Regions from separate parts of the Homo sapiens genome. Here regions 2 and 3 are each linked to region 1. A link is a contact called in ENCODE Hi-C or POLR2A ChIA-PET data. All regions are on one chromosome and are shown on one strand. Each heading gives the region's core, a stretch centred on a gene start or an enhancer-like site at or near the end of the contact. The rest is flanking DNA. Distances are from core to core; before and after follow the strand shown.

Region 1 (4,577 bases), core at 932-3,431:
GACCAAGAGATAACGGAGAAGCCAGCGGCAATGACATGGGGCAAAGGTGTGCAGGCAGGTGAGAGCAAAGATCAGAGATTGCAGGTGTATGTGTGAGGAGGGGTGGTGGGAGACAGGCACGTGAGGGTCTGAGGCGCCCTGCCCTGCTTGGGAGGCCCTGGCAGCAGCTCCTTGCCTGCCAAAGGCTCAGACCTGGCTCCATCCCAGGACGCCTTGGAGGGAGGAGCTGTCAGAGCCAGTTCCACCACCTTGGGGCTAATCTTCCTCTTCCTCCCCCAACCCCTGCCCTGAGTTCTCGGCCAGCACCGCCCCCTGCCCTCACACCAGGTATCTCAGAGAAAGGGGCTTTCCTCACCCCAAAGCCAACCCTGATTCTGCCACTGCAGGCCTAGGCTCCCAACACGCAGGTAGGCAGGCAGGCACTCACCCACTACAAAGGGATCCCCAGGCCTGCCCCTCCAGTTCATGCAGTCCTTGAAGTTCTGCTTCTCACTGATATCCAATACCTCACATCCATCTGAGTCTGCAACCCTTCCCCTAAAATTTAACACTCTTCTTTTGTGGTCTGGGATAAGCCTGATGATCCTGGGGCTCAGTGGGAGGACTAACGGCTCCTTTGTGAGAGAGTGAACTGAGACTTGGGAGGGAATGAGGAGGCCCCTCTAGGAAAATAGAAGACATCATCCTCCCCTAGCCTGGCTGCTCTAAAACAGGTGGCTGGACTCAGGACTCCGATAGGAGTGAGGGCTCCGAGGCAGGAGAGTGATAAAGGCCACCTCCTATTGCCTTCTTGGCACAGGAGAGAGGGGCTAGGGCTGGCTGATAGGACGACTAATCTTATGGGAGGCTGTGGATAAAATGCCCCCTGTGGCTTCCCCACTTCCTATTCTTGGAAGCCAGAAGTGGGTTTCAGCCCTCCTCTGCCCATAGATCCTGATCCTCAACCATTTGGGGATCCCTACTTGCCCTTAGTTAGGCTTCCTAGTCCACAGTGGGCCAGCTGGTCTGTACTACCCAGGGCTGGGGCAGGAACGGAGTAACCCACTCACTGCAATGTAGCAACTGAACACAGAGGAAAACAGGTGTAACCACATGAGCGGCTGAAAAATCAGAGTAACTGGGACAGGAAATAGAACATAACTGGTGGGTCTGCCAGACCTAAGAAGTGCAAACAGAGTCACTCAGAACAAAACCAGGGTGAAACTGGTGTGACCAAGGAGTAACTAGGACTGAGGAGTAACTCAGGCAGGGAAATGCTCACTCAGAGAACCCACAGAGTAACCAAGAGGCCAGGGAGTAACCAGAATGCTTGTCGTCTTCTGCACAGACGCTGACAGCATCTGTCTGGATAACAGACAGGGCCTGGGAGTCGCTGAGCACCAGGTGAGCAACTTTAGACACGCGTCCTCTGTGCCTGGGCCTAGCTTCCTCCCACCCTTCTACCGTCAGAATCTGCCTCCCTTCCCACTTCGCTGTTCGCAGCCCATGTGGCCTGCACCCTCTGCCCCCACTCGTGCAAACTGTCCTCACTCACTTCAACCTTTGGACTTTTTGAGGCTTAATTATTCATTAGAGGCCAGACACCCAGGACCCAAATAACCTAATAATGGCTCATTTGCCTCCGCCCCCTCCCCTACATCTGGGGGCTGGGATTCTGGGAATCTGGAGGGGTGTGGGAGGCAGGGGAAGTGGCTGGCTGTCCCAGACTGCAAGCGTGACCGCTGCCCCCAGCCTGTTGGCTGAGTCACTTGTGGGAGGGTAAACGATCGGCACTATCACTGGGGAGTAACAGCTGTCATTCTGGCAAGAGTCGGAGCTGTCAGAGAGGGGGTTAGAACCGTGGGGAAGAGGACTTTGGAAGTCAGCTTGATCCTCCGCGGTTAAGCGTGGGGGTCACAGCTGGGGAGGTGGGTCCAGGCTACCTTGGAAAACACAGCCCCTTCGGGGAAGTGAGAGTTTGGGGAGTGCAAGGGCTGGAGAGAGAAGGGCTTCCCCGGCTCCCTCCACTCACCACCAGGATGAGGGTCCCCAGGCACTCGGCCAGCGCCTGTCGGAGCAGCCGGTAGCGGATGTGGAGCATCTCCCCGCAGCGGGACACCAGCTCCTTCTGTCGACCCATGGCGGGGCAGGCGGCGGCGCTGTCGGGCGGGCAGGGGTGGCGGGAGGCGGTGGCGCAGCGAGCAGCGGCCTCCAGCGCTGGTGGCTCCCTTTATAGGAGCGCTGGAGACACGGGCCCCGCCCGCCCTGCAGCCCCGCCCTGCAGTCCCGGAGCGCCGAGGAGTGCGCGCCCCCTCGCCCCCGCCCCACCTCGGCTGGGAGGCTGGTGCGGACGCCGGGTGGAGGGAGCTGCGGGCATGGAGTGTGAGGAGCTTTGAGGGACGGGTGGCCTTCGGAGGGCGCTTAAGGGAGGGGACGTCAAGGGGGCTGAGAGGCTTAGGCAGATCTGAGAGCCAATGGTGGGATTATAGGCAGGGTTCAGGGCCATGGCTGGAGAGGATGCAGCTGTCATAGAGACCACCTGCGCCCTGTGATCACCCCACTTCCTTGCGGGCAGGAGGAGACCTGTCAGAAAGAAACTGGCCGCATCTCTCCAGGATGACTGGACCCAACAGATCCTCAGTTCGAGGCAGGAGGAGGAGGCTGCGAGCCCCAAGTGAGAAGCAACACTGTCTCTTCTGTCAGGACAGATAAGGCACCGACCCTTCAAGGGGACAGCTAGTGTCAGAGGGGCAGCAGTCCAGACTCAGGTGGGCACACAGACACACGTGCTGAGTTCCAACCAGACTTCATGGGCCCTTCTCCCTGTGCTATGAGCACGTCGTGTGTCGCATGTCCTGGCCAGCTATGTCCACAGCTGTGTCTACACATGGCGGATGTCCTGTGTGCCTAATTGTACGGCTGGGCATTCCTCGTGGCTGTGCACATGCCTGTTGAACATGGCTAGGTGACCTAGCTTGTCACACGTGTACCTGCGTGCATTGCTCACATGGCTCCAGAGGCTGAGCTGCAGTTGCCCCGACATGCCACATGCCACATGTTTGCCAGCAGGCTGAGTCCCAGCTGTTTTTAACCCTCTCCTCTCCCATCTGACTTACCCCCAGCCAAGGAAGAGTCTGTCTCTTTTTTTTTTTTAGACGGAGTCTCTCTCTGTCGCCTAGGTGGAGTGCAATGGCGTGATCTCGGCTCCCTGCAACCTCCACCTCCCAGGTTCAAGTGATTCTCCTGCTTCAGCCTCCCGATTAGCTGGGATTACAGGTGCACACCACCATGCCCAGCTAATTTTTGTTTTTTTAGTGGAGATGGGGATTCACCATGTTGACCAGGCTGATTTCGAACTCCTGACCACAAGTTATCCACCCGCCTCAGCCTCCCAAAGTGCTGGGATTACAGGCGTGAGCCACTGAGCCCAGCAAGTCTGCCTCTTTAAGCAAACTTAATTATGGGGGAGTCAGCCCTATCTGAGGGGGATCATGGGACAACCTTGCCCTCTCTCTCTTTTTAAAGAGTAGGGTCTTGCTCCATCACCCAGGCTGTGGTGCAATCACAGCTCACTGTAGCCTCGAACTCCTGGGCCCAAGTGATCCTCCCACCTCAGCCTCCAGAATGGATGGGACTATAGGGACTATGTGCCACCATGACACTCAGCTAATTTTTAAAAATCTGTTGTAAAAATGAGGTCTTGCTATGTTGCCCAGGTTAGTCTCAAACTCCTGGCTTTAAACGATCCTCCCACCTCGGCCTCCCGAAGTGCAACCTTGCCCTCTATGCTGCTTTTAATAACAAGGAAACATCTGGTGGCCTGGGAGCAAACAACATGCCCTTAGGCTGAGCTTCTATGGCAGCATTGCCAGAGGAGATCAAAGAAATCATTTTCCAGAGGGACTTAATCCAGGTGGGCTAATGACCCTGAGGACTTGTCCCTTGAGGGACGAATATGAGAAATAAGGGCCCCCGGCTGGGCGTGGTGGCTCACGCCTATAATCCCAGCACTTTGGGAGGCCGAGGCGGGCAGATCACCTGAGGTCAGGAGTTCAAGACCACACTGACCAACATGGTGAAACCCTGTCTCTACTAAAAATACCAAAAATTAGCCGGGCGTGATGGCGGGTGCCTGTAATCTCAGCTGTTCGGGAGGCTGAGGCAGGAGAATCACTTGAACCCAGGAGGCGGAAGTTGCAGTGACCTGAGATCATGCCATTGCACTCCAGCCTGGGCAACAAGAGCCAAACTCCATCTCAAAAAAAAAAAAAAAAAAAAGGGCTCCCACGGTTCATTGAGAAGCGAGCAGGGCTAGTGCAGAGGTTCTTCTCCCAGAGGGACCAAAAGAGAGAAGGGTTAGTCCTGTCGTCCTTGATCAGAAATGTGATCAGCACCAAGAAAGCCCCAGGGGCCACTGGGACCTACAGTCAAACTATGTTAGGTGACAGGACCATTGACATTTCAGGACAGATAGGCATGGACCCTTCAAGTGGACAGGTTGTGTCAGGAGAGGTAGCAGAAGAAGCTAAACAAGCTCTTAAAAACATGGATGATGACTCACTCCAGCCTCTAGCTCATGGGATCAAACAATCCTCCCA
Region 2 (4,252 bases), core at 740-3,239, 370 kb after region 1:
AAGGTCATCAGAACAAAGTCTAAGAAACTGCCACAGTCAAGAGGAATCTACAGAAACAGGAAAACTGAATGTAGTCTGGTATCCTGGATGAGATCCTGGAACAGCAAAAGGTCAGTAGGTAAAAATTAGGGAAGTATGAGCTTCAGTCAACAGTGATGTATCAATATTAGCTCATTAATTGTAATACATGTACTCTACTAATGTAATATGTTAATAAAAGGGGGAACTGGGCGCCAGGTGTAGGGGAACTTGACTATCTTTTCAATTTTTCTATAAATCTAAAACTGTCCTTGGCTGGGCACAGTGGCTCACGCCAGTAATCCCAGCACTTTGGGAGGCTGAGGTGGACGGATCACCTGAGGTCAAGGGTTGGAGACCAGCCTCGCCAACATGGTGAAATCCCGTCTCTACTAAAAATACAAAAATTAGCTGGGCATGGCTGTGCACACCTGTGGTCCTGCTACTTGGGAGACTGAGGTTAGAGGATGGCTTAAGCCCAGGAGGTTACTGCTAGAGTGAGCTATAATCACTCTACTGTACTCCAGCCTGGGCAACAGAGTAAGACCCTGTCTCAATAAAAGGGGTGGGTAGTGGTGGTATCCAGAATACAGCTATGCCTTAAAGTTTTTTTCTTTCAAGTTTCTATGAATCATTAACCATGTGCCAGTCACTACGCTAAATGCTGTACATACATTTAATCATTACAATTGCTTGTGTTGGGTATAATTAATCCCCTTTTACAGAAGCTGATTAAACAGCCGGGTGTGGAGGCATGCACCTGTAGTCCTAGCTACTTGGGAGGCTGAGGTGGGAGAATCGCTTGAACCTGGGAGGCGGAGGTTGCAGTGGGCCATGATCGCGCCACTGTGCTACAGCCTGGGTGACAGAGCAAGACCCTGTCTCAAACAAAACAAAACCAAAAAACAAAAAACTGATGATACAGGGAGAAGTAATGGAACTAGGGTTGGAACCAAGATCTGTCTAGTTCCGAAACTGTGTGTGTAGAACTCTCACAATATTCTGGCTTTTCTAGGAAATGTTTTTTAGGCAGTTATCCTAGGACATGCCTTCCTAGGAGAAAGGAGTACTGTATTCTGAACCACGGGGGGACCAAAGACTGTCCCCACATCTCACTTCGGTTATGATTATCTCGAAAGTCCCTCAGTTCCAGGGTGGACATTCAAGCCACAAGCACCTATAGGGAACTTTGACCCCTAAGTTCAACCACAGTAGTTTATTTTACAAATGGCGAAGGCGAAGGGCAGCCTGAGCACTTGCCCCAAATCACAATGAGAAGGGCTAGAGACCCAGTTTGTTATTGTCTTTTTCCTCACAACTTCCTCTTTGTAGTTAAGAAGGGAAGCAGAAGCTGACCTTTTTGTCTCACCCCGTTTCTCACGTGGAACTGCCGCACCCAGGGTGAGTAACGTGCCAAAGGGCACACTTGCCTGTGGGCTGGCCTGCGGGAAGGTCTGTTCCCACCGAAAAGACCCACATTGTCAGCACATCCTAATCAAGTAGCTACTAAGTGGAGGGACCGCAGACTGGGTGTCACGGGGAGGGGCCTGCAGCGACCAGGCCCGTCCCAGGATGGCTGCGGAGGCCCCTGGATCCACAGTGGGGAGGGCCCCGAGAGCCGGGAGACCTGGGTTCCCTTCCCGGGCACGCCTTTGGAACTGCGGCGTCCAGCCGCACAACCGTCACTCTGGGGCCACGGCAATCCCTGCGCCCGCCCTTGGTCCCCGCTGCTTCTGGGATCTTTATGGGCGGGGGACACGCGCCAGCGTCACAAAGCGCCGCGACCGCGCGGGAGACCGAGAGGAGGCGTGGAAACGGGAGGAGGAGGAGGTGGTAGTGGAGGAGAGCCAGGCACGGTGGGGGGAGGGGAGGGAGGGGCACGCGCACGCGCGTCGGGCCGCCAGCCGCTGAGAGCCGCCCAGCACCCGGCGTGCGCCCCTCCTCCCTCTCTCCCTCCCTCCCTCCCTCCCTGCTTCTCGGCTCCGTTGCTCCCGCGGCGCGAGGCGCTCTCGCTCTCCTCCTCCTCCGCCGTCGCCCCTCCCCCCGCGCAGCCCCCGCCGCCACCGCCGCGAGACCCCCGCACGCCGCTCTCCCCCCACCCTCTCCTGCCCCGCGCGCCCTCCGGCCCCTGCGGCCCCCGAAGAGAACGAGAGGGCGAGCGAGCGCGGCGTTCCCGGGCCGGCCCGGCCCCCTCCCTTCACCATCGCCGGCCCTCCGCCGCCTTCCTCCGCTTCCACCTCCTCTCCCCCCCCCCAAGTTGAGGCCCCCTCCGGGGGGGGGAGGCCCGGGACCGGGACCCGTAGCGAATTCTCCTAACTCCCTCGACCTCTCCTCTCGCCCGGCCCGAGTGTGAGGAGAAGGGCCCGGCCCGGCCTGCGTCGTGTGTGAGGAGGACCCCGGGCGGGCCCACGGGCCGTGTGGGGCCTGGTCTGGCCCGCCGGGTGTGTGAAGACCGGGGCCCGGTGCTGCCCGGCCGGAGGGCGAGCGGAGGGGAGGGGCCTGGTCCGGCCCGGCCGGTGCGTGAGGACTGGGGCCCGGGCCCGGCGCCGCCGCCGCCGCCGCCGCCGCGATGGCCCAGCAGCAGATGACCAGCTCGCAGAAGGCCCTGATGCTCGAGCTGAAATCCCTGCAGGAGGAACCGGTGGAGGGCTTCCGGATCACCCTGGTGGACGAGTCCGACCTCTACAACTGGGAGGTGGCCATCTTCGGACCCCCCAACACCCTCTACGAAGGCGGCTACTTCAAGGTACCCTCACCCTCCTCCCGGACCCTGCTTCCGCGGCCGAGGCCTCCGGCTCCCCGCCGCTTTCTGCAGTTCCTGGGACCAGGAGTATGAGCACGGGCGAGTGGAGGGGGCTTCTCACCCGTGCAGCCCCCTCCCCCATCCCTGGAGGCAGGAAGGCCTTGCTCGCCGAGTGCCTTTTCTTTGTCATGGGGGCGGGGGCTCGGGCGGGGGCGGGAGGGCAGGCTGCACCGGGAAATCGGAGAGCCTCTCTGGTTAGGGTAGTGTCTACGGGCGGAGGAGGCCGCCTTTGTTTCCCCCGCTGAGGGTGGGTGGAAAGAGCGGTGGTCTATCTGTGCTTTTTCGTTCTCCGGTCGGAACCCCTCCCTGCGCAGGCTGGAACTGCCCCAGAGGGCAGGGTGACCTGCACCGACTGGATTGGACTTTTCTTTTTTGGGGGGTGGGGGTGGGGGTGGGGTGGGGGAGGGGCACCAGCTTGTCATTTCAGAAGCTGCCGAGTGCCCTGACATTTTGAGGATTTGTTGGGCATCTTGGGTAGTGGTAGTGCCAACTTTGCATTCCAATGGGTGGTGGTGAAGAATGGGACCCTAGGGGTGGTAAAAAAAAAAAAAAAAAAAAAAAGGGTGCCCGCGTCGTCTTGTCATTATCCATTTGGGGGAACTTTAACCCTCTTTCCGTTCACATTCTCTGCTTACCTCAGTCACTGGTTCTTTCAAAATGCCCTTTGTCCTCACCATGCCACCAAGTTTGCCAACCTTTTTTTCTACAGGTAGAAGTATCCACAAAGGGTGGAACGAGTCATGTAGGGAGACTGATAGCTTCCTACTTTCAGAGACAAAATTGAAACCTGCTCAAGTGGTTAACTCTAGCTAAAGGGGTGGTCTCACAGATGACAAGTATCATCTGAGGCGAGATCGTTTCTCTGGGTGGGATGTATGGTTCCTTAGCGACCACAGACATTGTTTCTGTTGTTTTATATGGTCTTAGAACAGTGGTTATCATTCCAGAATCTAATGATTTTTTTTTAACTCCAAGGTAGTTAACTTGGAGATAATGAGTGTTTGTTTTGTTTTGTTTTTACTTGAGTGTTTTTGCAGGGAGGAATCACAGATTGAAAGTCTGAATATTTTAAATGATGGGGGCAGAGAGAGGAAATGAGTGCTTAGGAATCCATTTAGTTTTATTTTTTTATTTTCAAAATTAAGTAAAATAGGCCAGTGAGTCAATTTTAGTTTGGAAGGGAGGGGTTATCTTGGCACAAGTTTTAAATGAGTATCTTAGTCATGTAGTTGTGATGTGTATTTTTAGGACTACCCAATTACTTAACTCTTGTTTTCTACCCTTCTAAAGGTGGAAACCTCAGTTTTATGCTTGAAATTAGGTCAACTTTGTAGGAAATGGGATTGATACAGGAATGTTTAATATTCACTACTGTATATAGTCACTGAGTACCTAGGAAAAGCACGTTTTTAGAATATTATGTAAGTGCGG
Region 3 (4,598 bases), core at 1,402-3,901, 380 kb before region 1:
TGGCTGTAAAATATATCCCATCTAGTAGATGTCTCACAGTTAACATAATCAATATATTAGTGGACATTTACACTGCTTCCAATTTTTCAATCACCTAAATAATGCTGCAATGAACATCTTTGGACATAAAGCTTTTTCTATTTTGGGGATATTCCCCTCCTAGGGTATATTCCTGGAAAAGAAATTACCAAATCCAAAAAAGAACATGAATGGTTAAGGCTCTTGATATATTTGATATATACTGCCAAACTCCTTTCCAAAAGAGCTGCTTTCCAAAAAAAGTTGCAGTTGCACTAGTGTTCACAACTGCATTATGAGGGGTGAAATAATGAACTTTGGAGACAGATGGTCCTAGGCTAACTCATTCACCAGCTATGTCATTTTGACTCCCAGTTTTGCCAACTGAAAAAGTCGGGAAAAAAAGCCTAATTCGGGGGCCAAGCATGGTGGCTCACGCCTGTAATTCCAGCACTTTGGGAGGCCAAGGTGGGCAGATCACCTGAGGTCAGGAGTTCCAGGCCAGCCTGGTCAACATGGTGAAACCCCATCTCTACTAAAATTACAAAAATTAGCCAGGCGTGGTGGTGCATGCCTGTAATCCCAGCTACTTGGGAGACTGAGGCAGGAAAATTGCTTGAACCCGGGACGCAGAGGTTGCAGTGAGCCAAGATCGCACCACTGCACTCCCAGCCTGGGCAACAGAGTGAGACTGTCTCCAAAAAAAAAAGCCTAATTCATAGAGGATAAAACAAAATAATATAAGTGAAGCCTGTATAATAAGCACATGTTCACATAATAAGCACACAATCAATGTTTATTCCCCTTTCCTTTTGTTATTCCAAGAAAACTCAATAATTTTTGGTATCATTTAAAACGGGGGTCCCCAACCCCTGAACTGCAGACCAGTACTGGTCCACGGCCTGTTAGGAACCCAGCTGTACAGCAGGAGGTGAGTAGCCAGGGAGCAAGAGCATTACAGTCTGAGCTCCACCTCCTGTCAGATCTGCGCAGCATTAGATTCTCATAGGAGCATGAACCCTATTTTGAAATGCGCATGCGAGGGATCTAGGATGCATGCTCATTATGAGAATCTAATGCCTGATGATCTTAGATGGAAGAGTTTCATCCCAAACCCACCCCCCTGACACCCCCACCACCATCTGTGGAAAAATCGTCTTCCACGAAACCAGTCTTTGGTGCCAAAAATGTTGGGGACCACTGATTTAAAAATTTTAGCTAATTTAATAAGTAGAAATAGAATACCCTACTTTAGTCAGTTCTCTGATTAATGAGTTGAACTTTTCTCTGTATTCATTAGATATATTTCCTCTTCTGTTAACTGTTTATTCATGTTATTTGCTCACTTATCTATCATGGTCTTACCATTCTCACCAATTAGTGAGCTTTAACGTGATAAAGGTATTTGTTGTTTATGTTTGCTGCAAAGAATTCTTTTACCAACTTTTTTTTTTTAAAGAGAGGGGTTCTCATTCTGTCAGGCTGGAAAAGTGGCATGATCACAACTCACTGCAGCCTTGAACTCCTGGGCTCAAGCAGTCCTTCTGTCTCAGCCTTCCAAGTAGCTGTGACTATGTCTATTTTGGATTATAGCTTTATAGGTTTCTTTTCATCTTAAGTTCCGTTCTCGAGTGATGAAATCTGTTTACCTTTTCCTTGGTGTTTAATCTCTAAGTTTGGGAAGACTATCAGGTTTGATAGATTATATTATCTCCCAGTGTTTTTCTATTATCTTAAAATATCTAACTTTCTATCTGAAATTATGCTACATAAAATATGGGAGCAGGCTCTGATCTGACCTCTCCCCCGCAATTCTAAAGTCAGTGTCCCAACATCATATACTAAATGTATTTTTCTCTTATTCCTAGGTTTTGTGGTATTCCCCATTGTCATCCGTGGAATTATTATAAATAACAGAATTGGGTTTTTGCACTGTTGTTGCACTGGTTGCAACAGATGTTCTTGTGTCCACTACCAAAATGATGCAAATTATAGGTCTTTATTAAATGCAGTATTTCTAAGACTAGTATGCTCTCAACATTCTTCCTTTCCAAAGTTTCTTTGCTAAATATATTTTTTCTTTTTTTTTTTTTTAATTGAGACAGAGTCTCACTCTGTCACCCAGGCTGGAGTGCAGTGGCGCGATCTTGGCTCACTGCAAACTCTGCCTCCCGGGTTCAAGTGATTCTTCTGCCTCAGCCTCCCAAGTAACTGGGATTACAGGCGCACGCCATGATGGCCAGCTAATTTTTCTATTTTTAGTAGACACAAGGTTTCGCCACGTTGGCCAGGCTGGTCTCCAACTCCTGACCTCGGTTGATCCACCCACCTGGGCTTCCCAAAGTGCTGGGATTACAGATGTGAACCACCACACCCGGCCACATTTTACTTTTCTTCTTCTACATGCTTTCCCTAGGTAATTACATTTACAGCTTCAACTACTACTATAATTTCCAAATCTATAATTTTAGCCAAAACCTCTAGGTTAAGGTCCAGATTCACAGATCCAAGGGCCTATACTGCAAGTTTCCACTTGTATGTCCCACAGGAACTTCAAAACATCTAAAAACGGATCATTTCCCCTATCCCTAGTTTCTACCCCAGCCCCCAACAAATCTGTCCTTCTTATATTTTCTACCAAGTCACTCAAACCAGAAACTAAAGGGAAACGAAACCTAGAACCAAAACCTCACTTGCTCTTCACATCTAACCAATTAAATGTAGAACACATGAGTTTATTTCCACTGTCTCTAGAAAATCCACTGAAGTGATGGTAATTAAGGAATAAAAAAGATACATGCCCCAAAAGACAAAGAGAATGGGAGAACAGCAAGAAAAAAATGTTAGTTAAATTTTAGAAGGTGAAAAGTGAATGGACTAGTGGAAACCAAAAACAGAGAAAACCGAAACCTAATTGTACAAGGTGAAGAAGGGGAAGCCACAAGAAGCAAGCCAAACTACCTTGCAAAACTCCAAAAAGGCTTAGGAACTGGAGGAATCACATACCCTTCAAGCACAAGGCATGCTTCAGGGCTGAAAACAGGGGCAATATTAAAGTCTGCATAAGGAGCATTTAGCTACCACGACTTCTCCCAACCCTGAGCAACCACCTCGCCTTAGCCTCAAGAGAAATCAGGTGATGTATATTCTGGAAAGGTTGAGGTCCTAGGCTCTGAAAATCTCAGTAGAGCTGAGGACAGGGTGGAGGTGAGAAGCCACAATGAAAACTGGGGGCTTCAGTGTACACTGGTATGCTGAACAGTGAGATTTCTCTATCCTCCACTCCTACCTGCATCCTCTCAGCTCTCACTCTCAAGATATGGTTTAGGCAAGAACTACTCTCCAAGCAGGAACTACTCTCTGGAAAAGCTGACCAGCCCAAGAGAACATTTCTGCAGAGAATGACAAATGAGGATCCCCATCCTATCATCCCAGGCTGAAGTCTATCAGTTCTCAAACTCCTCTTTCCAACCACCCAACCTGACATACCATAGCAGAGAGCTCTAAATATTTGAGGAAAACTCCCACATATGGTCAGCAAAACAAACAGGGAAGGGGAAAACTCAGAGAAAAAGAAAAAATAGGAATACAGGGACAATGCAGGAAGGATAATAAAACTTTAAACATTTAAAGAGAAAGAAAGATACACGGTATTACAGACACAAATAAAATCTCAAAAATTTATTTCTATGCTTCCTTTCTCAGGAAGTTACTGGACTCAGTACTCCCACAAAATGAGGGTCTAGGCTGGGCTCAGCGGCTTACACCTGTAATCCCAGTACTTAGGAAGGCAGAGGCAGGATAGTCTGGGCAACACAGCAAGGCTCTGTGTTCCATTTAATTAAAAAAAAAAAAAAAAAAAAGGCTGGGTGCGGTGGCTCACGCCTGTAATCCCAAAACTTTGGGAGGCCGAGGTGGGCAGATCACGAGGTCAAGAGATCGAGACCATCCTGGCCAACATGGTGAAACCCCGTCTCTACTAAAAATACAAAAATTAGCTGGGCATGGTGGTGGGCACCTGTGGTCCCAGCTACTCGGGAGGCTGAGGCAGGAGAATTGCTCGAACCCAGAAGGCGGAGGTTGCAGTGAGCCAAGATCGTGCCACTGCACTCCAGCCTGGCGACAGAGTGAGACTCTGTCTCAAAAAAAAAAAGAAAACTGAGGAATCTATAAATAAGACCTACCAAAAAAATAAGAGACCCAAAATTCCCAGTATGAAGATGAGAGAAGTCCTGGTACAGTAACTGTGCAGCAATGCAAGAGAACTAGTCCTGATGGGAACAAAAAGAGAAGGGCCTCAGGAAAGATATCAGCAAGCGGAAAAAAAAGGACTTTTGACGGTTCTACTAGAAATACTCAGGCTGGACTAGCAGAAGTGCATAGAAAACTAGGCAAAAGAAAAAATAAGCAATAATTATTGCAAATCATAAAAATTTATGTAAGAAATTACATGTAATTATTTTTTAGCTGTGAACAATAGCTATATAAAAATAACTATGTAAACATTGAATATAGATTGAACCAAAAGTTGTGATACAGCTCTACTGAAAATCCAGAAGAAGAGTAAGTGTGTATTGAGG

Evidence for each region. Hi-C counts contacts between places; a loop is a spot of excess contacts on that map. ChIA-PET counts read pairs that join two places held with the same protein, here RNA polymerase II (POLR2A). Pooled maps may share reads with other maps.
Region 2: a loop to region 1 is called in a pooled map, with 17 times the contacts of the local background. The contact joins the promoter of UBE2R2 here to the promoter of AQP3 in region 1. A Hi-C loop is called at or near these places in 2 of 37 single-sample maps with no recorded cell type and 9 of 50 pooled maps. POLR2A ChIA-PET finds 5 or more read pairs at or near these places in 1 of 52 experiments (T-cell).
Region 3: a pooled map shows a loop between it and region 1 (3-fold over the local background). The contact joins the enhancer-like site here to the promoter of AQP3 in region 1. A Hi-C loop is called at or near these places in 2 of 37 single-sample maps with no recorded cell type and 10 of 50 pooled maps. POLR2A ChIA-PET finds 5 or more read pairs at or near these places in 2 of 52 experiments (AG04449 and activated T-cell).

The regions. Positions count from the first base shown.
Region 1 is chr9:33,445,412-33,449,988 of GRCh38, forward strand. It overlaps AQP3 (aquaporin 3 (Gill blood group)), which reads right to left and starts at 2,182. Exons shown (of 6, transcript NM_004925.5): 1 at 2,012-2,182. The coding sequence starts at 2,119. RefSeq lists a silencer at 2,168-2,357.
Region 2 is chr9:33,815,171-33,819,422 of GRCh38, forward strand. UBE2R2 (ubiquitin conjugating enzyme E2 R2) reads left to right here and starts at 1,990. Exons shown (of 5, transcript NM_017811.4): 1 at 1,990-2,764. The coding sequence starts at 2,588. It overlaps UBE2R2-AS1 (UBE2R2 antisense RNA 1), which reads right to left and starts at 3,698. Exons shown (of 5, transcript NR_170204.1): 1 at 3,457-3,698. RefSeq lists an enhancer at 1,500-1,589 and silencers at 1,880-1,979, 2,160-2,369, 2,440-2,609.
Region 3 is chr9:33,062,645-33,067,242 of GRCh38, forward strand. All of the region lies in intron 4 of SMU1 (SMU1 DNA replication regulator and spliceosomal factor), which reads right to left. Among named protein-coding and RNA genes, the nearest start is that of SMU1, 12 kb to the right of the region's middle. Within about 2 kb of position 2,652, at least 4 of the 41 ENCODE cell types and tissues checked have a DNase peak (open chromatin) inside an H3K27ac peak, as active enhancers do.